Regions from separate parts of the Homo sapiens genome. Here region 2 is linked to region 1. The links are chromatin loops, found by intact Hi-C in ENCODE. Cell type or tissue: prostate gland. All regions are shown on one strand. Links, peaks and the distances in the headings refer to the core of each region. The heading gives the core; the rest is flanking DNA.

Region 1 (5,371 bases), core at 194-5,193:
AAAAAATTTTTTAAATTAGCCAGATGGTCCGGGCGCAGTGGCTCACGCCTGTATCTCAGCACTTTGGGAGACCAAGGGGCGGATCACGAGGTCAAGAGGTTGAGACCAGCCTGGCCAACATGGTGAAACCACATCTCTACTAAAAATACAGAAATTAGCCGAGTGTGCTGGTGCGTGCCCGTAGTCCCAGCTACTTGGGAGGCTGAGGCAGGAGAATTGCTTAAACCCAGGTGGCAGAGGTTGCAGTGAGCCAAGATCGTGCCACTGTATCCAGCCTGGCGACAGAGAGAAACTCCAACTGAAAAAAAATAAATAAATAAAAATAAAAATTAGCCAGGTATGGTGTCGCATACCTGTAGTCCCAGCTACTCAGGAGGCTGAGGTGGGAGGATCACTTGAGCCCAGGAGGTCGAGGCTGCGGTGACCCGTGATTGCACCACTGCACCCCAGCCTGGGTGACAGAGCGAGAGCCTGTTTCAAAAGAAAAAAAGCAGCCACAGAAACTGGCTAAGGTATTCCTAACCCTTCTTGGATTCAGATCAGAAGCCCACTCTTCTGAGCCCACTTCCCCCTCGGAGCCATGGAGCCTACATTTCACCCAGGGTCACCCTGTGTGCATGAGTGCAGCTCTTCCCTCTCCTAACAGCGCTCGGAGGCAATCTCTCGGGGACCACTCATGGGCTCCAGCCTGCAGGACGTGATGCTGCCACCACCATTCCACAATCGGGACTCAGATTCCCTCCACGGGTGAGCCCTGTGGCTCTCGGCACAAATACTGGCCTCTGTCTAGTCATGCCCTCAAGTCCACACTGTGCTGACAGCAACAGCTGAGTCCAGGCCATCAGCAGCAGTCAGACTGATGGCAACACACACCCCCCATTTCAAAGATGTTGATGTAAGGAGGGCTAGAACTGAAAGCTGATGTGTACAAGAAAAGAGATAACAAGGTGAAAATTTTCACCAGAGAACTGGAATTGATAAAGAATCGAATGGAAATCACAGAATAGAAAAATACAATGGAATCAAGAATTTGGTAGGTTGGCTAAACAGCAGACTGTGCCCCACAGCAAAGGAGAGGATCAGTGACCTACAGCAAGAAAAAAACTCGGAACAGAACATGAGAAATGTACAGGACATGGTGAAAAGGTCTAACCTATTCCAATGAGCGTCAGCAGGGGAGACAGAATGGCAGAGAACCAGTGTCTTAAGTGATAGTACTTAGAAACATCAAGCCACAGGTTCAAGGAGCACCAAAAAGGATACATATGAAGTAGTCCACAGCTAAGAACATCTCCGTAAAGTAATACAAACCAAATCAGCTGGACAGGGGGGTGCGGGGAGGGAACTTTCAAAGCACCAATATTAAGACTTACAGTCAGTGTGACGTTTTAACAGAAAGGAGATGAAGGGAAAAACACCTTTAAACTTAAAAAAAAGTTGACATAGAATTCTACACACAGCAAAAATATCCTTCAAAAATGAAATAGAGGTAAAATATGCAGAAACTAAATTGTTGTTGGCAGCCTCACCCTAAAAGAAATATTAAAGGATGTTTTTCAGGTTGAAGAAACATGACCCTGAACAGAAGGACAGAAATGCAGGAAAGAATAAAGAACATTAATAAGTGTAAAGAAGCAGATAAATCTAAATAAATATTGACTGTATACTGTGGGGTTTAAAATCCACATAGAAACTCCAACCCCATGATGTTGACACCATGCAAAGTAAAGGGGGGTGGGTAGGAGGGTTAAATGCATCAAGATTCTTGCACTGTCTGGCCAAGTGGTGCAAGTGCTAACTTCAACACTTCTCACAGTAAGGGTATGTAGTAATTTATTAGGGTTACCACGAAACAAATATGTAGCTTATGTATTCTCTGATACATCACTAATAGAAGGAGAAAATGGAATAATTTTTTAAACTGCTTAATGCAAAAGAAATCAAGAAAAGAGAAAAAATAAAGAACAGGTGAGACAAAACTAAAATAAATAGGAGGGTGGTGGATTTAACCCCAGATACACAGTGTATCAATAACTACATTAAATGTAAATGGACTAAATATTCCAACTAAAAGATTAAAAACTCCCCTATCCAGTAAATAAATGCCCCAGTAAGTCAGCCCTCCCCTGGGAATCTACAGTCCTGGCTGCATCTCCAGACAGGGCAAACTGGAGGTAGAGTGGCCACTCGACAGAACCAGCCAAAGGTCACCCAGTAAACTAAGAGCTGGTTAGTAGTATCACTGCTGCATTGCTTAGCCTTTATGCATTCAGTGAGTGCTCTGGGAATATGAAAGCAACATATTCACACTGAGAAACAGCCTTGTGAAAAAGTAAAGGAGATTTCAAAAAAAAAGAAGGAAAGTCAGCTGGTTACTTTGGCTATCAAAAGCCAAGACCTAACAGACCAAGACAGGAGTCAAAGGCATGAAAAATATCAGGTTATAAGATCCTAAAAATCTGGATTCCCTCTCCACTCAGCAGGGAGAGGTGCTGGCTGTCACCCTAACTACACTCTCCAAGGTTTACCTTGCAAAGCTGGAGCCTGCTCTTTTCTGGAGCTTGCTTCTGCCATCAGTGTAGACTCCAAGTCCCCAGGTCCAAACCCCTCCCTAACAAGGGCCCAATAAAGACCCACTGAAATCACATTCTGATCCCTAGTCAATCTGTTCTTTTTTCTCCCTCAGTTTAAAAGTAAAGAATTTCTATCAGCTGAATGAATAGAAATATATTCAAATTTAAACAAGCAAGAACAGGGCTGTGAAAACAAAGAGACTTCTATTCTTCAAATGACGAAACGCTGAGAAATTGGATTAAAATGCCCATGATAATTTAGCTGTTTTAATACTTTATGCTGGTAAACAAAGGCAAAGGAAACAGCCCTGGGCAGAGCCCCTCCTGCTTGCTCTCCCACCGCTATGGGCAGTGTCCCCGCGGCTCCCTGCCACTCAATACAAGTGTTCCGGACAGAGGAACTAGCCATCCCTGAAACAGCTCTGTCAACTAGAGGGTGATTAACACTTGCCCCTTCGATGTGAGCACTCACGTGGGCCCCATGCAAAGTCTTTCCAGCTCATCATGTCACACGCATGGCACAGAAACAAATGAGATGGACAGAAGTGAAAGAACCTACAGACAAATGTCACAACCCAAAGGCAAAAGTCCCAAGTGGCTCCGTCTGCCTCACAGTCCCCTTCCTACTCTGAGATGACACATGGTGAATAGGTATTTTAAATTAGTTGCCTATTATTAAAGTAAAAAAAATCATGGTTTTAAAACAGAAGGCACATAGAAGGGTTTTGTGTAAAAAGGTGAAAGTCCCATTCTGCATCTGCCCCAAGTCACGGTGACAGATGTTCTGTGCTTCGCCTCATTTGTGGTACTGTTGCCCCTTAGAATCAAATTTTATTCTGGAGTTAGATTCTGAAGTCAGTACAGACCTGATTTAAAATGTATTCTGAGGCCGGGCGTGTTGACTCACACCTGTAATCCCAGCACTTTGGGAGGCCAAGGCGGGTGGCTCACCTACAAGGAGTTTGAGACCAGCCTGACCAACATGGTGAAACTCCATCTCTGCTAAAAATACAAAAATTAGCCGGGTGTGGTGGCACATGCCTGTAATCTCAGCTACTCGGGAGGCTGAGACAGGAGAATCGCTTCAACCTGGGAGGCAGAGGTTGCGGTGAGCCGAGATTGCGCTACTGCACCCCAGCCTGGGTGACAGAGCAAGACTCTGTCTCAAAGAAAAAAAAATGTATTTTGACCCAATATGCTGCTTTCAAAACTAGAATCAGTCAACACAGCAAGACACCAAGAGGCGAAGGAAAATGAGAACGACTAAGGAGGCCACAGGCTGATGTCTCCCTTCCGTGTTCACTCTAAGGCATCTGAGTGAGTGGAGGAGGGGCAGATCCACCGACTTGCCCTCCATCTATCTAGGGATCTACCCACCCATGTACACATATGCCACACCCAGCTACACACATTACATATGACAAGCAGGAACGGCTGACTCCATCAGTCATATGTGCATACACTAAACCTGTTGAATACACTTTCTTCTTTTGCATTTTAAATTTGACGTATTTTAAGCTGGCACTGTGGCTCACACCTGTAGTCCTACATACTCCTGAGGCTGAGGCAGGAGGATCACTTCAGCCCAGGAATTCGAGGTTAATGAGCCATGATCACACCACCGCACTCCAGCCTGAGTGACAAAGCAAGACACCACCTCTACAAAAAAAAAAAAAAATTAAAAATTAGCTGGGCATGGTGGCACACATCTGTAGTCCCAGCTACTCAAAAGGATATGGCAAGAGGATAGCGTGAGCCCAGGAGGTTGAGGCTGCAGTAAGCTGACTGCATCACTGAACTCTAGCCTGGGCAACAAAGCAAGACCCCTCTAAAAATATAAAAACAAATCAATAAAAATAAATTTAAAAAAAACAAAAAATATGGCTCATACCTATAATCCCAGCACTTTGGGAGGCCAAGGCAGGCAGATCACTTGAGGTCAGGACTTTGAGGCCAGCCTGGCCAACATAGTGAAACCCTGTCTCCACTAAAAATACAAAAATTAGCCAGGTGTGGTGGCATGTGCCTGCAGTCCCAGCTATTCGGGAGGCTGAGGCAGGAGAATCACTTGGGCCCAGGAGATGGAGGCTGCAGTGAGCCAACATCATGCCACTGCACTCCAGCCTGGATGGCAGAGCAAGGCTCTGTCTCTAAATTAATAGATAAAGAAACTATGTTTTAGAGATCTTCCTACAACAGAAAGAAGTCTTCAATAATTTTGTGTTCTTTTCAAGTTTGAAATCCTTCAGAGGGAGGAGGATTAGAAGAGGAATGGTTTGGTAACTTTCTCTTTCTTCTATGTTTATCCATTTATTTTTCTTTACTATCTTTTCTGAGGTCAATTATGGTCATTTATATTTTCCTAGAAAATTATGCATCGCATACAAGTTTTCCAATTTATCTGCAAAGTTTTGCAAAGCACTCTTTTATGACTCTTGATTTCCTCAAATCTTGAGTTACTTCTCCCTGATTATCTGTGCCTTCTTCTTGGATTTTATTGGACTTCAGCTAAGATTTTTGTTTATAAAAATAAAACTTATAATTAAAAATTCTACACAAAAATGACTTGACTTCAGGGCATGTTCCAGTCCGGGGTAAGCAGCATGTTGATTAAGGAGCCTGCCACACATGCAACCCTTTAGAAGAGACTCTTCCTTATACAAGCCATGGGTAATCCTCCCGGTTCTGCTATGCGCTTTAAATCCTGCCACCCAGCCCTCCAGTCACAGGTGATTCTAGAGGGCAGCCTCACTCCCTCAGAACCAACCCACAGATGGGCCAGTTACACGGAGGACCAC
Region 2 (5,371 bases), core at 103-5,102, 220 kb after region 1:
GATCACGCCACCGCACACCAGCCTGGGCGACACAGCGAGACTCTGTCTCAAAAAAAAAAATTAGCCAGGCATGGTGGCACATGCTTGTAGTCCCAGCTACTCTGGAGGCTGAGCCAGGAGGATTGCTTGAGCCCAAGAGGTCGAGGCTGCAGTGAGCCATGATCACACCCCTGCACTCCAGTCTTGGCAACAGAGCGAGACCCTGTCTCAACAACAAAGCAAAATGGTCTGGGACAACTGGCTACTCACAGGTATGACATGGGACCTGCTCCCTTACACCATACACAAATTTAAGTCAAAATGGATCAAAGACTTAAAGGTAAGAAGCACTAAAACTATACATTTCTTAGAAGGAAATGTAGGTGTAAATTTTCATGGCCTTGAATTAGTCAATGGCTTCTTAAATCTAACATCAAAAGCATAAGCAACAAAATAGATGGACTTCATCAAATTTAAAAACTTTCATGCATCAAAGGACACTAACAAGAAAATAATGACAACCCACAGGAAAAAATATTTGTAAACTAAAGAAGTGATCAATATCTAGGATTCAGAACATATAAAGAACTTCTGCAACTCAACAAGATGACAACCCAATTTTTAAAATGGGCAAAGGATTTGAATAGATGCTTTGCTCACGAGGATATACAAATGGTTACTAGACATGAGAAGGCGCTCACCACCATTAGCCATCAGGAAATGCAAATCAAATGCACAATGAAATACCACTTTTTTTTTGAGGCAGGGTCTCATTGTCACCCAGGCTGGAATGCAGTGGCACAATCACGGTTCACTGCAACCTCAACCTCCTGGGCTTAAGTGATCCTCCCACCTCAACCTCCCGAGTAGCTGTGATTATAGGAGTGCATCACCATGCCTGGTTAATTTTTTAGTTTTCTGTAGAGATGAGGTCTCACTATGTTGCCCAGGCTGGTCTCAAACTCCTGGGCTCAAGTGATCCTCCTGTCACAGCCTTCCAAAGTGCTGGGATTACAGGCATGAACCACTCACTGTGCCCAGCCGAAACACCAGTTTCTACTCCAAGGAATGGCTAGAATCTAAGCGGCAGATAATAGCAAGTGGTGGTGAGGGTGTGCAGAACCTGGAACCCTTGGGCATTGCTGGTGGGGATGTGAACTGATGTAGCTGCTATGGAAAAGTCTGGCAGTTTCTCAGAAAGTTAAACACAGGGTCACCACATGACCCAGAAATTCTACTCCTAGGTATATATACCCAAGGCAACTGAAAACATGTTTACACAAAAGCGTGTACATCAGTCTTCATTGCAGCATTATTCACAAAAGCCCTGAATGGAAAAAACCCAAATATCCACCAGGATTAACAAAATGTTTATACTGATCCATATGATGGAATATGACTCAGCCATAAAGAAGAATGAGGTCCTGACACCTGGCACGACACAGGTGCATCTTGAAAACATTATGCCAAGAGAAGGAAGCCAGACAGAAAAGACTACACGGTGATTCCACGCCTGCATGGCGCCCACAGCAGGCCTGTCCAGAGACACACGGTGATTCCACGTCGGCATGGTGCCCACAACAGGCCTGTCCAGAGACAGGAAGCCCTTGCTGGGTGCCAGGGTCTGGGGAAGGGAGAACGGGGAGTGACTACTAATGGATATGGGGTTTCCCTTTGGGGTAAAAAACCGTTCTGGAACTAAACAGTAATGATGGTTGCACATGATTGTGAATATACCAAAAGTCAATGAGTTGTAGTGGAAATGATGACTTTTATCTCAAAACAAACATAAACTACTCACGTAAAAATTGTCTGCAAACTTATCTCCAGGCTCTGGCCTGCTCCTTCTTGCAAGGGGAGGGGAAAATGAAGGACCCCCTGACCAGGTCCTGGCCAGGCCCTCAGCTGGGGAGGCCCACCTGACACCCATGGTCCTTGAGGAACCAACGGTTTTAAGCAGAGCCTGACCTCCAGCCCCAGAGGAGCCCAGAGCCATCTCTGCCCCCCTCACAGAGGTGGGTCATTGGGGTTGAAGCTACTGCTCTTTGTGCAAAGCCTACCACATGCCAGGCAGTTGTGGGCATTTCTTCTGAGTCTCCCGGCCCCCTGGGAAGCTCCCCTGTTGGAGTGAAGCCCCAGGGCGCAGGAGGTGTGGTCCTGTCTGGCTCCAGAGGAAGGGGGCAGCCAGGCCTCCCTTCGAGGACCTGAGTTCTGATGGCTTGGGATGGCGTGAGGAGCTGCCAGCTCAGGTGGGAGCCTGGTAGATGAGACCTCCCTGACCTGGCTTCATCCTCTCATCACTGGGGTTGGCACAGCATGGCGGACTGACGGCCTTGTGGGCCTCACCTCTCCAAACCAACAGCCTTCCCTCACCAAGGACTCACCATGTGCCAAGGCTCCCTGCTGAGCCCTTACACACTTCACCTGGTGGAATATCCCCCACCACATGGGCAGGTACTGACCCCTGTGGGATGCGTTTTGAGCTTTGCTCAAGGCCAGCCTGGAAGAGACAGTGGGATCTCAGCCAGCTCTGCCCAGCTTCCACACTGTGCTTCTAATGCCTCTAATTCCCTGCCACCTGTGCTCCCGGAGCTCTGGACAGGGAAAGCTCTAGAAGTCAGGAGGGCATTCTGTGGGAATGCCAGTGAGTGTGGAGAGGGGAGAGGCATTTGTTTGGGGCAGGGGGTGCTGAGCCTCCCAAGGGTCCTACTGGCTTGGGGCACACACATGGCATCCTGGACACCAGGCTCTGGGTGTGTCTGGGGTGGTGGAGCCCTTTGACTCAGGAGGTAGGTGGAATGAGGCACCAGCTGGGTGCCATGTTTCCCTTTCCCACGAGTGCCCTCGGGGAGGTGGAATGGGAGCGAGCAGAAACCTGGGTACTGCTGGGCCACCTGCAGTCAGCAGCTCCCCTGCCTAGACCCCCACACGCCCCCATGACTCCATCTCCCACGACTCTGCTTGAGGCAAGGTCCCCCATCGCCAGCATTGGCTCTGTCCACTCCCTGCCTGAGGAGCCCTGTTCTTCCAAGGACCATGCAATGGTCTCACCTATGCCTCAGTGGGCCTGGGGGCCAGCATGAGGGGTCCCCAGAGCGGTGCCTAAGCCCCGGACTCACGGGCAATGACACGGGACCTCTGCCTCCCTGTCCCCCAACCTGGACGGCATGCCCCAGGACAACGGCTGTGCTCGGTTGGTGTTACTGCCGGGAGAGCCCAGCCCAGCCTGCTTGTGCTGGTGACATTCAGAGGTTTCAGGGGAACACCTCTGGAGGCTGTCCACGGCCCTGCTCTCCCTCCCATCCAGACAGGACTCCACAGGGGTGCTGGGAGGCAGATCCTTGCCAAAGATGCTAGGTGGGCAGACGCCCTTCCCTCCGACCACTGATGCCTCATTCCTGGGCCCAGCCAGGTGCTGGACTCCACCACCCCATGCCCCATTTATTAGGAGTGTACCGAGTGTCCACCGCTGGGCAAGAGACCTATGTGTATCCCCACCTTTAACCCCCAAAGCTTCTGAAGCAGGTGTTCATGTTCCCGGTGAGGAAACAGGTTCCAGGTGGACACGGCTGCAGCTCTCGGCTTATCAGGTGCTGCCCTGGACTCTCCCAAGGGGACCTTCAGCGCCCACCAGACAGGCACATCTAGACCGGTCTGCACCCCACATGTGGCTGTCCCCGAGGCTCACACAGCTCCACAGCTGACACCCCTCCCAACTTGAGCTAGAGGCAGACAGGGTCCACACAACCTCAAAGCCGGCCTCACCGGCTGTCAACTCCACCCCTCTCCCACCCCAAGGACTCTCTGGGGACACTCTCCCCACACTGGCCTGAGTTCCAAGGCCCTTCCTGTCTGCTGCCTCTCCCTTTCCAAGGCAAGTGGAAAGGGAGGGCCGTGAGCCGTCCCCATCCACTAGCTCCTGCCCCTTTCGGTGGGAAGGGCAGAGATTCCTCTGCCACGGTGAGGGGAGCCTCAGTCCACCGGTGGGGTCCTCACTGAAAGCTAGATCCCCGACAGGCCCAAGTGCCCAGGGCTGAGTGAGGCCAGTCCGGGGCCACTGACACCCTGAAGCATGGAGGGCCTGAGGGGCCGCACTGGGGCTCCCTCTCGCCCCACACTGCTCATCTGGTTCCGGCCAGCGTTGCCGATGGATGGCAGCCACAACAGTCCACCTAGTTCCCGCTCTCTCCTGTGCCCCCCGTGACTTTAGGCACAAGGTGCCCGCAGAGCCCCTCGGCATCCGCTCCCCCCAGCCCCACTTGTCCTGGAGTGAGTCTACTTCTTATAGAAATTTCTAGAATAGAGTCTGCTCCATCAAGGAAGGGCAGCTACACAGCCTGGGCCTCTTTTCCAGAGCCTCTGCCCCTGCAGCCCAGCCCTCCAAAGCAGCTTTCGAGTGAGCGCAGGCGGGTGGGGCCAGCACTCCCCGGCCCTGAGTGCTGCTGCCTGTGTACCTGTTCCCTCAGGCCCAGGCTCGCCCTGCTCCTCAGGAACACCAGGATAGCACCTTCTTGAAGGGGCATGGAGGCGCGCCAGAGACCCGGCCTCCCTGGATTCTTGTCCCAAGCTGTCAAATCATGATCACCGGCCCCTTCTTGTAGAGGTCAGGTGAATGGCAAGAAAGGATTCCAGGGACTTCTTCATGCTCTGTGGCAGATTCCAGCATCCTCAGGGGGCCTGGGATCTGGAGGCCAGCCGGCATGTCAAGGGCTGGGGGGTGCTTGCAAGGTGCCCAGGGGCTGGGGCTGGGCTGCAGGTGGGCCATCCCCTTTGCCCCCACTCCTCAGCTGGCGCCTCTAGCCCACACCAAGAGAAGATGAAGTGGCCAGACAGGGGCCTAGGGCTGCTTTCCCACAGTGGAGACAGTTTTGAGGCTGTGCCTCTGGGGCAAGGCAGGCAAGGACAGAGGACAGTGATCAACTTTCAGAGCCTGTGGGGACGGTGCCACCCCCGATCCTAGCCCCCGCCGGGCACAGAGCCTGGCACCCAACCCCTCAGGCACCAGTGCCACCCTGTCTGGCCTCCTGCCCCACAGCCCAGACTGCCCGTGTGCTGCCCCCGTCCTCGGCCCCCTCCAGGCTGAGATGAGGCTCTCTGCTCCCTCTTCCTGGGACAGGCTGGAGGATGGCCAGGACTGGGGTCAGGGGTCATGGCAGGCAGTGAGCAGGTGCTAAAGCCCAGCTACCCCAGCTAGGACCCCTCCCGTGTCAGGGCAGAGGTGGTTCAGTGTGGCTGGGGCTGAGGACCTGCTTTAAAAATGAACCCTGATTTTGCAAGTAAACCTCAGGGTAAAGAGATCAATGGAAATAAATAAACAAACAAACAAATATGTGAAATAAAAAATGAATCCTGAGAAGAATAAAAAAGAGCAAGCAAGTTCCATCTATTGAAA

What was found. Peaks named below come from ENCODE experiments on the same cell type or tissue, not always from the same donor. Only the 100,000 strongest peaks of a DNase experiment are listed, where the experiment ranks them.
Region 2: it touches region 1 in a loop (4-fold over the local background); 6 of 110 quality-filtered maps call a loop at or near these places.

The regions. Positions count from the first base shown.
Region 1 is chr17:80,654,457-80,659,827 of GRCh38, reverse strand. The region is part of intron 3 of RPTOR (regulatory associated protein of MTOR complex 1); the gene reads right to left. Among named protein-coding and RNA genes, the nearest start is that of RPTOR, 110 kb to the right of the region's middle. In prostate gland, for the core only: no CTCF peak of the experiment used is centred there; no DNase peak of the experiment used is centred there.
Region 2 is chr17:80,430,311-80,435,681 of GRCh38, reverse strand. The region is part of intron 9 of ENDOV (endonuclease V); the gene reads right to left. Among named protein-coding and RNA genes, the nearest start is that of MIR4730, 14 kb to the right of the region's middle. In prostate gland, for the core only: no CTCF peak of the experiment used is centred there; no DNase peak of the experiment used is centred there.